Regions from separate parts of the Mus musculus genome. Here all the other regions are linked to region 2. Evidence: chromatin loops called from intact Hi-C (ENCODE). Cell type or tissue: heart. All regions are shown on one strand. Links, peaks and the distances in the headings refer to the core of each region. The heading gives the core; the rest is flanking DNA.

Region 1 (3,409 bases), core at 910-3,409, 250 kb after region 2:
GTTTCTCTGTTGTAACCTTGACTGCTCTGGAACTTGCTCTGCAGTCCAGGCTGACCTAGAACTCAGAGATCCACTTGCCTCTGTCTCCCAAGTGGAGGAATTAAAGGCATATGCCACTATGCCCTGATTAACCTTTTTGTAAAAAAAAGACATTTTGTTTTTAATTTATGTGTGTGTGAATGATTCTGTGTGTGCGATTGTGAGAAGAGAGAGAGAGAGAAAGTGTGTGTGTGTGTGTGTGTGTGTGTGTGTGTGTGTGTGTGTGTGTGTGTGTGTGAGCCCAAGGAGGCCCCGAAGAGGATTTCCTGGAACTGGAGTTATGGATCGTTGTGAGGCACCATGTGGGTACTAGGACCCAAACCTGAGTCCTCTGGAAAAGCAAGTGCAAGGTCTTAATTGTGAGCTGTTTCTCCAGCCCACCTAAACGTTTTTAAGTCTTTTAAAAAGATTTAATTTTATTTTCATTCGAGTGTGTGTGTGTGTGTGTGTGTGTGTGTGTGTGTGTGTGTGATCTGTGTACAGGAGTGAAGCACCAGTCAGTTGTGAGCTGCCCACTTTCAGTGCTGGGAACCGAACTCAGATCCTCTGGAAGAGTAACATGCTCTCTAAACTGCTGAGCTGTCTCTCTCTCAGCCTCTCTTTAAAGTCATTTAACATACATACCAACATTACAAGAAACGATGCTGCCACCCAAGAGAACATGAGTGTATGCACACAAAGACCTATCTCGGGCTGAGGGTGTCACTCTGTAGCAGGGCACTGCCCTCGCATAATCAAGGACCTGGATTCCTTCCTCAGCACAGCAAAGAAAAAAATAAGCAGGCCTAGCTGAATTACTCTTGCCAGCTTTGGGTAGTCTCAGTTTTAAAAAGTGTACTACTAGCCAAGCAGGATGACACAAGCCTTTAATCCCAGCACTTGGGAGGCAGAGGCAAGTGTATCTTTGTGAGTTTGAAACCAGCCTGGTCTGCATAGTGACTTCCAGGACAGTCAGAGTGATATGGATTTTCTGTCTCAAAAACCAAAAACCAAAACAAAAGCAAAAGAAAACATCTGTTTTAACTGTTAAATTTAGTGAGCAAAATAAATGATCTTCATTCTTCAGTCATTTCTAAGATCCTCGTTAAGTTCCTGTCAGTTAATTTACTGGGGTCACAAAGTGTTTCTTCTGCACTGTTGTGCCTTGGATATGTTTTGATTTGGGGTCTTTTGGGGGAGCACTATTTTGAGAATGAGTTTCATGGAACCCAGTCAAGCCTCAAAGACTCCATCACTGGATTTAAGATGACCTTGAAGTCATGATGGCCTCATTGCCACCTCTCAAGTGTTGGGATTACAAAACAAGCACCACTACATAGACTTTTCTTTTTAAGCTTTACCCTTTTTTAATATAGAGCCTTTGTCTATGGCCCAAATTGGCCTCACCCTCAGGGTACTCCTCGTGCGTTGGCCTCCCTGATGTGGGATTACGTGGGTGTACCAGCGGGCCCAGTTCCTGTAACGTTTGGCTGGTTTTATGTGGAGGTTATTGTTCTCTGCACCCACAGTGCTGAGACTCAAACCCAGGGCCTCTCTACTCATCTCTTCGAGGCAACTGCTCTGCCACCGAGCTACATCCCGTCCCTTATTAACATCTCTGCAGGCGATTGTGTGAGCGTGTGTCACCATTTTGTCTTCTTACGTCACACTGCTGTGACTTGCCCTCTAGGTGCAGATCATCCTTCTGTCTGTCTGTCCTCATTCCCAGGTGTACAGGGAGTCTGTCCTTTATTTGCTTAGTTCTGTTGACATTTTCCTTGATTCCAAGCAATAAACAGCTCTTATTCTTGGAAGGATTTGGTATTACCCTGGTTTGTATTTTCACTCTCTCTATATAATATCACTCTTTGCTGTACCTGTGACTTTCTTTTAATGGTGCTATAAACTGTGGCATAAGATCATTTTAAATGCCTTTGATTAAATTCAGCCTTGCACTCCCTGTTGCCTTGGAGCATCATTCTTTAAATACCCAATTCTAGTTTGACCGTACACAAATTGGAACTGGCAGGTGTGGGGAGGAGTGAGCCAGAAACAACTGCCCTAGCATTGCTCTTGGAGAGCAGGAGTCTGCCCTAGATTGGCTCATAATGTCTCTGAGTGCCTCTGTCGCCATCTACTGAATCTGGAGTGATCAAAAACCCAGTCTCAGAAACTGCTACAAAGAAAATGAAGCAGAGCTTGCCCTGGAACTTTCTTATCACAGTCAGTCAGTCAGTCAGTCAGTCAGTCAGTCTATTGGTTGGTTGGTTGGTTGGTTGGTTGGTTAATGTGTGTGTGTGTGTGTGTGTGTGTGTGTGTGTGTGTGTGTGTGTGTGTGTGTGTGTATGGTGTGGTGTGTGTGTGTGTGTGTGTGGTGTGTAGTGGTGTGGTGTGTGGTGTGTAGTGGTGTGGTGTGTGTGTGTGTGTGTGTGTGTGTGTGTGTGTACCCACAGAAGTTAGAGAACACCTGTGGAAGTCAGTTCTCTCCTTCTACCAACTGTGTCCTGGGGAATGAACTCAGGCCATTAGGTTCAGCATCTTTACTCACTGAGTCATCTTGCCCGCCATTGCTCTGAGACTTTTAATATTGTGTGTCTTATGTCAACTCTGCCCTTCTTACAGCTCCAGCAATCATATTCCTGAAAACTTCAACTCAAGAATCTAAGAAGCACCAATCTTTTCCATGGGGAAATAAGAAAGACACCAAAATGCTTGAAATGGAGGCAGGTAAGGAGGGCCCCAAAGACAAAGGGTAGCTCAAAACAGATCCCTAATGCTGGGGAGGAAGGAAGAGACAGAACTCTAGAGTTTTCAGTTCTCTCTCTCTACTGAAAAACCAATAATCTTTCTCATCTAAAAACACATTCTTCCCCCACGCCTCCATGTCCTTAATGCTTTTCTCTACTTACAGGTATGGTTGTTCTGGGATTCCCCGAGTGCCATGGGACTGAAGTACTAAGCGCTGCACACCCTTAGCTGTTCTTTTTAAAGATTTATTTTTATTTTTTAATTATTTGAATATTCATGGGGGTATACACCTATGTACAGGTACCCACGGAGGGCAGAAGGCATTGGATCCCCTGGAACTAAGTTAAAGACAGTTGTGAACCAGGTTCTTTGTGAAATTTCCTCTGCAGATACTGTTAGCTGCTGAGCTCTCTCTCCAGCCCCTAAGCCTTTGGCTGATAAGGACAGATCTCACTGAAGGCTTCTCTTTCACCGAGTTCTGGATGTAAAGTCAGGTCTGGATACCCATGAAGGACAACACAGAATGCCTCTTTTTTAAAAAAAAAAATATTCCACATTGTTTCTGTTCTTTATGTAGACAAAGCAAATGTTGCACTCTGACTTTGAAAGACTTCTGTTTCTATAAGGAAACACTACTGAATGG
Region 2 (4,743 bases), core at 1,378-3,877:
GAACAACCTAGAGTCTTGGCAACAGCCTGAATTCTTTAGGGGTTTCCATAGGACCCCTTTGACCAACAACTCAATTTGATATCACACAATCCCAAGCTTCATTTGATGACAAGAGATTTGACAACTTTATTTAGGTCATGTATATGCATATAATATATTTTATATATTCCATATATATGTATATTGTTTTTCAACTCATCTACTGATGGACATCTAGAATGTTTCCAGATTCTGGTTTGGATGACCAGAGAGAGTGTCTCTATGGTAGGATGAAGCATCCTTTGGGTATATGCCTGACAGTGGTATAGCAGGATTCTGAGATAGATTGATTCCCATACTTCTAACGAGTCACCACACTGATTTCCATAGTGACTGTAAAAGTCTGTTCTCCCCCCAGTAATGGACGAGCGCTTGACACATCCTCTCCAGCAGGAGCTGTTACTTGTTTTGTCATTCTGACTGGTGAGATGAAGTCTCAAAGTAGTTTTGATATGTATTTCCCTGATGACTAAGGATGTTGAACATTTCTTTTCTTAGATTTATTTATGAAACAGGAGTTTTGCCTGCATGTACATCTACATACCAGAAGAGGCTTTCAGGTCCCATGGGACAATAGTTACAGACAGTTCTGAGCTGCCAGGTGGGTCCTGGGGATTGAACTCAGAACCTCTGGAAGAACAGTCAGTACTCTTACTGCTGAGCCATCCCTCCATCCCTGTTGAGCATTTCTTTGTTTCTCTTCCATTTGAGTTTCTTCTTTTGAGAATTCTCTGTTTAGCTCTGTAGCCTGTTTTTTTGTTTGTTTGTTTTTTGTTTTTTTTTTAAATCGGGTTGTTTGTTGTCTTGATTTGTCTTGATATCTGGTTTTCTGGGTAGTTGATAAAAATCTTTTCCCATCTGTAGGCAGCCACTTTGTTCAAATGACGGTGTCCTTTGTCATGCAGCAGCTTCTCAATGTCACGAAGTCCCATTAACTGTTGTTCTTAGTCCCTATGCTATCAGTGTTTCATCCAGAAAGGAGTTTTCTATGTCAATGAGTTCAAGGCTATTCCTCACTTTCTCTTCTACAAGGTTCAGTGTATATGGTTTTATTTTAAGGTCTTTGCTCCATTTGGAGTTGAGTTTTGTGCAGGGTGGTAAGTATAGATCTATATGGATTCTTCTACATGCAGCCATCCAGTTTGAACAGCACCATTTATTGAAGATGCTATCTTTTTTCCCCTGTGTATTTCTAGGTTCTTTGTCAAAAAAAGATAGGTGTCCATACATATGTGAATTTGTGACTGGATCTTCTGCTTGGTTCCATCAGTCTATGTGTCTGATACTGTGTCAACAGCACGCTGCTTCTATTACTACAGCTCTCTAGTACAGCTTGAGACTGCAGATGGTGAGACCTCCAGCAGTGACTTGATTATTCAGGATTGTTTGTGCTATCCTGGGTTCTTTTAGGTTTCCATATGAAACTGAAATTTTCCCTTTCAATTTCTGTGAAGAATTGTATTGGATTTTTGGTAGGGACTGCATTGATCTGTAGATTGCTTTGGATAGGATGGCCCTTTTTACTGTATTAATTCTGCTGATCCATGAGCACCTTTCTGACATTTTCTTCAAACACTGCAACCCCTTAACATCTCAAGGCCTGTCGTACCCTGCCCCCTCCTCAAGCCCCAGGCCTCCCCTTGACTTTGTTTCCCCTCCCCTTGACTTCATTGTTGTTTCACTTGTGTTTCTGGTGTTGGTGTGTGTGTTTGTGTGTGTGTGTGTGTGTGTGTGTGGCTTTCCACAAATCATTCTTGTACACATAAAAGTAGATTGCAATTTTATTTTATTTTATTTTACTATTAGTCCTTAGATGGCTGTGTGGATCCAGAAGGAATGGAGGTCAGGAGGAAGTGGGAGGTATAGGGGCAGGGAAAACTGTCATCAGAATATATTGTATGAAAAAAAATATTTCCATAAAAGAAAAAATAATGAAATAAATAAACAAAACAAATAGATTGCAGTAGTTATTTGCCAGGTAGTTATTGTTATTGTTTCTGTTTGTTGGTTGGTTGGTTGGTTTTGTTTTTGCTTTCTTTATTCTTCTGCCAGGAACACTTGACCCTCAATATTACCAGGTAAATAAAGGAAGAAAAACACCCAGGAAAAGAGACATAACAGGCTGAGGTGCTGGCTCAGTAGATAAAGTTCTTGTTGTGAAAGCAGGACGATCCAAGTGCTGATTTTTAACACCCACATAAAGGCCAGGTGGGTATGTCAGGCTGCCTTGTAACCACAGTACTCAAAAGTGAAAGATGGAATTCCTGGAGAACGCTGGCTAGCGAGATTAGCTCATTCGCTGAGCTTGAGTTTCAGGTGAGACACCCCACACACACACACCTGCCTTAATATATAAGATAGAAGAGGAAGACTTCACAACCATGTACACACATACATGCACATGCATGTGTGCCCACATGTGTGAGCATGCAAACAGGCATAGATGATAAATGTCCCTCTATATTCTATTTTTGGAATAGGATGTTGTATGACCTCACCACACAGTAACTGATCCTGTCTTTGCACGCTCTGGTAAGTACCGGAGCACCTACTGCTGCATCTTGTGCCAAATTCCTTCTGATAAGATGATAGAAACCAGAATGAGGTGGAACTGAGCCTCCTCCTGTAAACAAAAGCTATCTCACAGGAGCGTTCCTTCCAGTTGAGTCATGTGACCTCCTAACCTTCTAGATGTAATTTGAACAAGCAGGCATCCTGAAATTCTAGCTGCCTGGGGGCCAGTTGATTTAGAAAGAAATCAACCATTCAGAAGGTTATAACCACCGCAGGCCACAAGGGGGCAGCAGTTTCTGCTCTTACTTCAGGAACTTGGACAACCATAATTAGGAGTTGGGCAGAAAGTATAAATTACAGTGCATTTTAGTGAAAATAAGAACTATAGCTGCAAGCAGCAGCATGGAAGACCCTCACAACATGCTGCCAGATATAACACACACACGCACACACACACACACACACACACACACACACACACACATTATAAATATACCACCCTATTCAAACAAAGGACTCAAAGAATTAAAATTTCCCCCAGGAATGCCATCCATGCTGGGTGGGGCGGGTGGTGGTGGCGGACAACAGCCTGGCAGGGGAAGGATTCATAATCAGAAGGCGTTCACACTGTTCTTTAATAAACATGTGTGCATTTCCTGGTGTCTGTCTGTCTTTTCTGTCTCTCTCACACTCACATCTTTTACATCAAACTGTAACACTGCTGCTAAAATAAGGGAAATTGGGGCCCCCTTTAGTGGGTCTTGGTCTCTTTGATAAAAAGAATTTTAAAAACAGTCAGATTGAGACACGCTGACTCCGTGGCAGGCTTCAAGCTGGCTTCAAACAGGAGACTAGGCCTAAATTTCTGTTTCCAAGACCCGGGCAAGTCCAGACCTCAGAAGCTACCCTGCCGTTGGCCCTGAGGTAAGGACACGGTCAGCATCACTTTCCAGATGTCCTCGGGAACAGTTTTCAGACTTCCCCAGCAATGGTTCTGGAATGTCCCCAGAGATAGAGCCAAGAGATAGAGGTTACCTACCTACACCTCCCCGGGACTCCCTGATGTACTTTAAATTGGGCCTGCAAACTCACATGGGCATCCCCACATTGGAACAGGAGACTCCAGCATTCTGGACTTCTGCAGAATAAAACACTCTTTGCTTTTATATACTATTTGAGTCCTGGGTATCATTCTTTGGTGAATCATGGACCTTTATGAGATAAAAATGTCAGGACAATTTTATTAGAATTTAGAAGGAAAATCATAAGGTAGCAAGTTGGAAATCTTGCCCAGAGGAGAATGGAGAAGGGCACAGCCATGCTGTTTGAATTAAACAGATATGGAGCTCAGACACAGGGAGGGCAAGCGACCACCTGGCAGGAAGCAAAGCATTAGAAAAGTAAAGCCCAGACCATTAGGAAAAGCATGCTTAGAGAGGGGGCAGGAAGAAGAAAAGCAAAGTCACGCTTGTGTGAGTAACTCAGACTTATAGAGCTGTATGGCTGCACTGTGAAGGAGACCGTGCTGGGGTGGGGTGGGGGTGGGGGGTGTCTGGGAAGAAAACATGCCTTGCCTCAGTAAAGGGATAATTATTGGCTTAGGGTGGGCCAATTCTTCCTGAGGGATAGATCCTTGGCCAGGTGACCAACCTGCCCCTGAATTAACTCTTAGTGGGGGAGACAGTGCAGGAAGTGGAGGGAACAAAGAATCCTGGCGCTTTCTCCCACTCTCACTCACTCTCATTTGGCAAACCTACAAACACCTCCACCTCCCTTCCTCCTTGATTTCCCAGCAGCCACAATCTGTAATGGCTTGCTTCCTTGTGAGACTAGGAGAAGGAAAGAAGAGGTTAAGGAAATAAGAAGAACGCCTGTGGGCGTTGGTATTTGAGGAGGACAGTGAAGACCTTGTAGAGTGAAGACCTTGTCAACGTGACTGATTCATTACTGGGGGAAGGTGGTATTGTAGATAAGGGAAAGAACAGCCAGCGGCATCTGGGGGAGTCAGTAATGGCTGCCTTTCTGGGACAGAGAGAGTAGCACAGAGAGCAGGAAGGGGGAGCAGCAGCCTGGTTATTGCCAGGGCTGCAGGAGTAGGGAAGAGCATGAAGATAGTGGGAGACTCTTGCTGGTTACTATGTGTTATGTGGAAGAGGAAGAAGGGGAGGAGGGGGAAGGGGAGGAGGAGGA
Region 3 (3,409 bases), core at 910-3,409, 120 kb after region 2:
CATCCAAAGCTCAGACCTTCTGCACCATCTCACGGCCCCTCTTGCCTGCCAGCAGTCTTGCCTAGATTGCACATAGATTGAGACCATGGACACTCAGACTGGCCACTGCTGTTGTCGTTGGAAAAGACCGTAGGAGACAGGCAGGCCATCCTTCAACTAGCAAACACAGTTCCACTCAATTGCAAAAAAGAAAAGAGGCAGCCCACTCCAGCTTGATGCCTGTAATAATGTCAGTGTTCCCTAGGTGTCTGTGTTGTAAAAAGTAGTCTGGGTATGCTGATATTATCTATGAAGAATAGGCTACAGGGCTTCATGGACTTTCTCTGTGCCAATGCACGAAGAGGAGCTAAAACATAGGTTCAGACACCCACTGCTGCCAGCCGAAAAAAGTATTACCTTGCATAATTAAGCTGCTTGTTTGTTTGTTTGTTTGTTTGTTTGAAACAGGGTCTCTCTCCATACTGTCCTGAAACTCACTATATGAGACTAGCCTCAAACTCACAAAGATTTGCCTTCTTCCACCTCCTGAGTACTGGTTTAAAGGTGTGTACCACTACCCCTGACCTCTCAAAAAATATTTTAACTAGAGAAAAGCTGTGGCACTTCCCAACTTTAGCCTCTGTCTCATGTCTAGGTATTTGGAGAGTCAGTTCAATATATATACTATATATATGTATATAATATAAAAGAGTTCAATATATAAACTCCCTTACACATCAAAGCTATCATTATTGAAAACTACCACATGCCATGTATTAGACATAGGCCATCTTAACTATTTGTTTGATATTGTTGGTTTATAAATTTCTCTTTTGAAAATGTATTTTCCTCTCTCCCCACCTATTTTCCATTAAGACCCAGTGTACTTCCAATATACTTCGTCAAAAATAAATGAATAAGTAATAAAAGCCCAGAAGTTTTCCCCAGGGCCTGGTAATCCCGTCTATTAATAAGTGAATTTCTCAAGAGTCTCCTAAGAATGAGACATTGTTCTGGCTGATAAGGAAGCAGCTAGCGTTAAGCACCTACACTTATTCTTCAAGTTTCTCTCCCCATGCTATGTCCTGCACTCTCCCTACTGTTAACCATGTGACCCTCAGTAGGCTGCTTCAGACACTGGCACAAGATCCTTTCCCAACAAGGATGGCTGTAAGTTGCACATAGGTCAGGGGATATGAGATGTGCAATCATTCTAGCGTCTGATTTTCTTTTGATTTTTCCTTTCTTTCACTGTTTCCTGTGCAGCCTGATGCCTCTTTTTTTTTTTTCCCAAAAAGAATAGAATTAAAATAGAAGCTAAACAGTTCTGCTTTCTTCCAGGACATCTGCCAATACTGTGTCATTTGCTGCCACTGGGGAACTAGATCTGTATTCTCAGCAGTTGCTTATTAGGGTGGGAGTGGTGGATGGGCAGTGCTAAGGGTCTAGGATATCTTGCAAGTCATACTTTCCTTTTAATTCTTGTCTGTCCTTTCCTCCCACTGTTCTTATCACATCACAAACGAATTACCTTGCATCATCTAAATCCACCTTCCAGAGGGCTGGCTCAACCTGCTGCAAGATTGACACTTTTGATGGCAGCCTCTGAGCTCAGTCCCGAGATCATTCCGGTCCTGTTTGGGAAACTCTTAGTCCCTTGGTTTCCCTGAACTAACTGGTGGCATTCTCTCACAGTCATTGTAGGACTCAGATAAAACATCATTCTCATTATGAACGTGAGCTGCCTGCACATTTCTCTCTCAAAATCAAAACCACTGTGCAGGAAAAAAAAAAAAAAAAAAAAAAAAAAAAAAAAAAAAGGAAGCTAGCTAGTAAAGCCACATAAACCACACACAGATGTGCAGGGCACCGGGCAAGGGTCTGTTGCTAAGGCAAGAAAGCACCACAGAGCCCGTAGCCCTCCCCATTAGATATTAGTTTTGTTGTGCTGATAGAGTGGCCCACTTCTGCTTTCTACAGCAGTTAATGAACTCAACACTTCCTCTTGTGGACTTACTGTGTGACGAGCACCGTGATGGGGCCTTGAACTGAGCAACTATTCAATGTGGGCCATCTTTTCAGATACAACTAGCACGACGATGTTTCCTAACTCAGTCTGCAAGTGGTGCGCTTACTGTGTATTCCCCTCCCCCGTGACTTCCTCACAACTAAAGAAAATGATTCCTTTTTTATGGCAAGGTGTTCTGAATTGTTCATACTTCCTCATCTCCCAGTAATAATTGGAATTAAGTCTCATCATTCCACTGAAATGGCTTTTTTTCCTCTTTTTTAATTAGATATTTTCTTTATTTACATTTCAAATGTTATCCCCTTTCCTTGTTTCCCCTCAAAAAAACCCTATCTTCTCCCCACTCTCCCTGTTCACCAACCCACCCACTCCCACTTTTTTTTTCTTTTTCCATTTTTTTATTAGGTATTTAGCTCATTTACATTTCCAATGCTATACCAAAAGTCTCCCATATCCACCCACCCCCATTCCCCTACCCACCCACTCCCCCTTTTTGGCCCTGGCGTTTCCCTGTACTGGGGCAGGACCAACACTGCTGCTCAGAGGAACCCACCCAGAACCCTCAGGACACAGGAACTGAGGGGCTGCCTGGGACAGAGTCTTCCTGTCTCTGCCTATGCCCAGAGCTGATCCTGTGCCACAGAGCTACATACACAAATACACCAGGAGAGAGCTGGTCTCCTAGGAGTCCCTACACACCTGTGAGCACAGGTAAGACCACCACTTCTCTTCACAGGAACCAAGGATCAGCTGGGGACAGGGTCCTTCTGGTCTCTGTCTGCACCCCAGAGCTGACCCTGTATGAGAGAACTGGTCTCCCAGGAGTACTGACAAACAGGCTTGTAGGAGGGACAAGCCAAAGTCAGAGACAGCAAGACCAGCTAACACCAGAGATAACCAGCTGGCCAAAGGCAAGCATAAGAATATAAGCAACAGAAACCAAGACTACTTGGCATCATCAGAGCCTAGTTCTCCCACCAAAGCAAACCGTGGTTATCCCAACACACCAGAAAAGCAAAACTCTGATTTAAAATCACATCTCATGGTAATGATAGAGGAATTTAAGAAGGACATAAATAACTCCCTTAAAGAAATACAAGAGAACACAGTCTTGGAAAGATCAGGAATTCAAGGCCCACACCTAAACATAGTAAAAGCAATATACAGCAAACCAGTAGCCAACAACAAACTAAATGGAGAGAAACTTGAAGCAATACCACTAAAATTAGGGACTAGGCAAGGCTGCCCACTCTCTCCTCATTTATTCAATATAGTGCTTGAAATTCTAGCTAGAGCAATCAGACAACAAAAGGAAGTCAAAGGGATACAAATTGGAAAGGAAGAAGTCAAACTATCACTGTTTGCAGATTATATGATAGTATATTTAAGTGACCCCAAAAA

Evidence for each region. Peaks named below come from ENCODE experiments on the same cell type or tissue, not always from the same donor. Only the 100,000 strongest peaks of a DNase experiment are listed, where the experiment ranks them.
Region 1: a loop joins it to region 2, with 7 times the contacts of the local background. A loop is called at or near these places in 29 of 42 quality-filtered maps.
Region 3: it touches region 2 in a loop (2.3-fold over the local background); 4 of 42 quality-filtered maps call a loop at or near these places.

What each region holds. Positions count from the first base shown.
Region 1 is chr16:23,150,324-23,153,732 of GRCm38, reverse strand. All of the region lies in intron 1 of Adipoq (adiponectin, C1Q and collagen domain containing), which reads right to left. Among named protein-coding and RNA genes, the nearest start is that of Adipoq, 5.5 kb to the right of the region's middle. In heart, for the core only: a CTCF peak has its summit at 2,140; a DNase peak (open chromatin) is centred at 2,132.
Region 2 is chr16:23,401,484-23,406,226 of GRCm38, reverse strand. No RefSeq gene overlaps it. Among named protein-coding and RNA genes, the nearest start is that of Rtp1, 25 kb to the left of the region's middle. In heart, for the core only: a CTCF peak has its summit at 2,819 (motif pointing right); a DNase peak (open chromatin) is centred at 2,816; H3K27ac peaks cover 187 bases.
Region 3 is chr16:23,278,545-23,281,953 of GRCm38, reverse strand. The region is part of intron 2 of St6gal1 (beta galactoside alpha 2,6 sialyltransferase 1); the gene reads right to left. Among named protein-coding and RNA genes, the nearest start is that of Gm30814, 46 kb to the left of the region's middle. In heart, for the core only: no CTCF peak of the experiment used is centred there; DNase peaks (open chromatin) are centred at 1,363 and 1,913.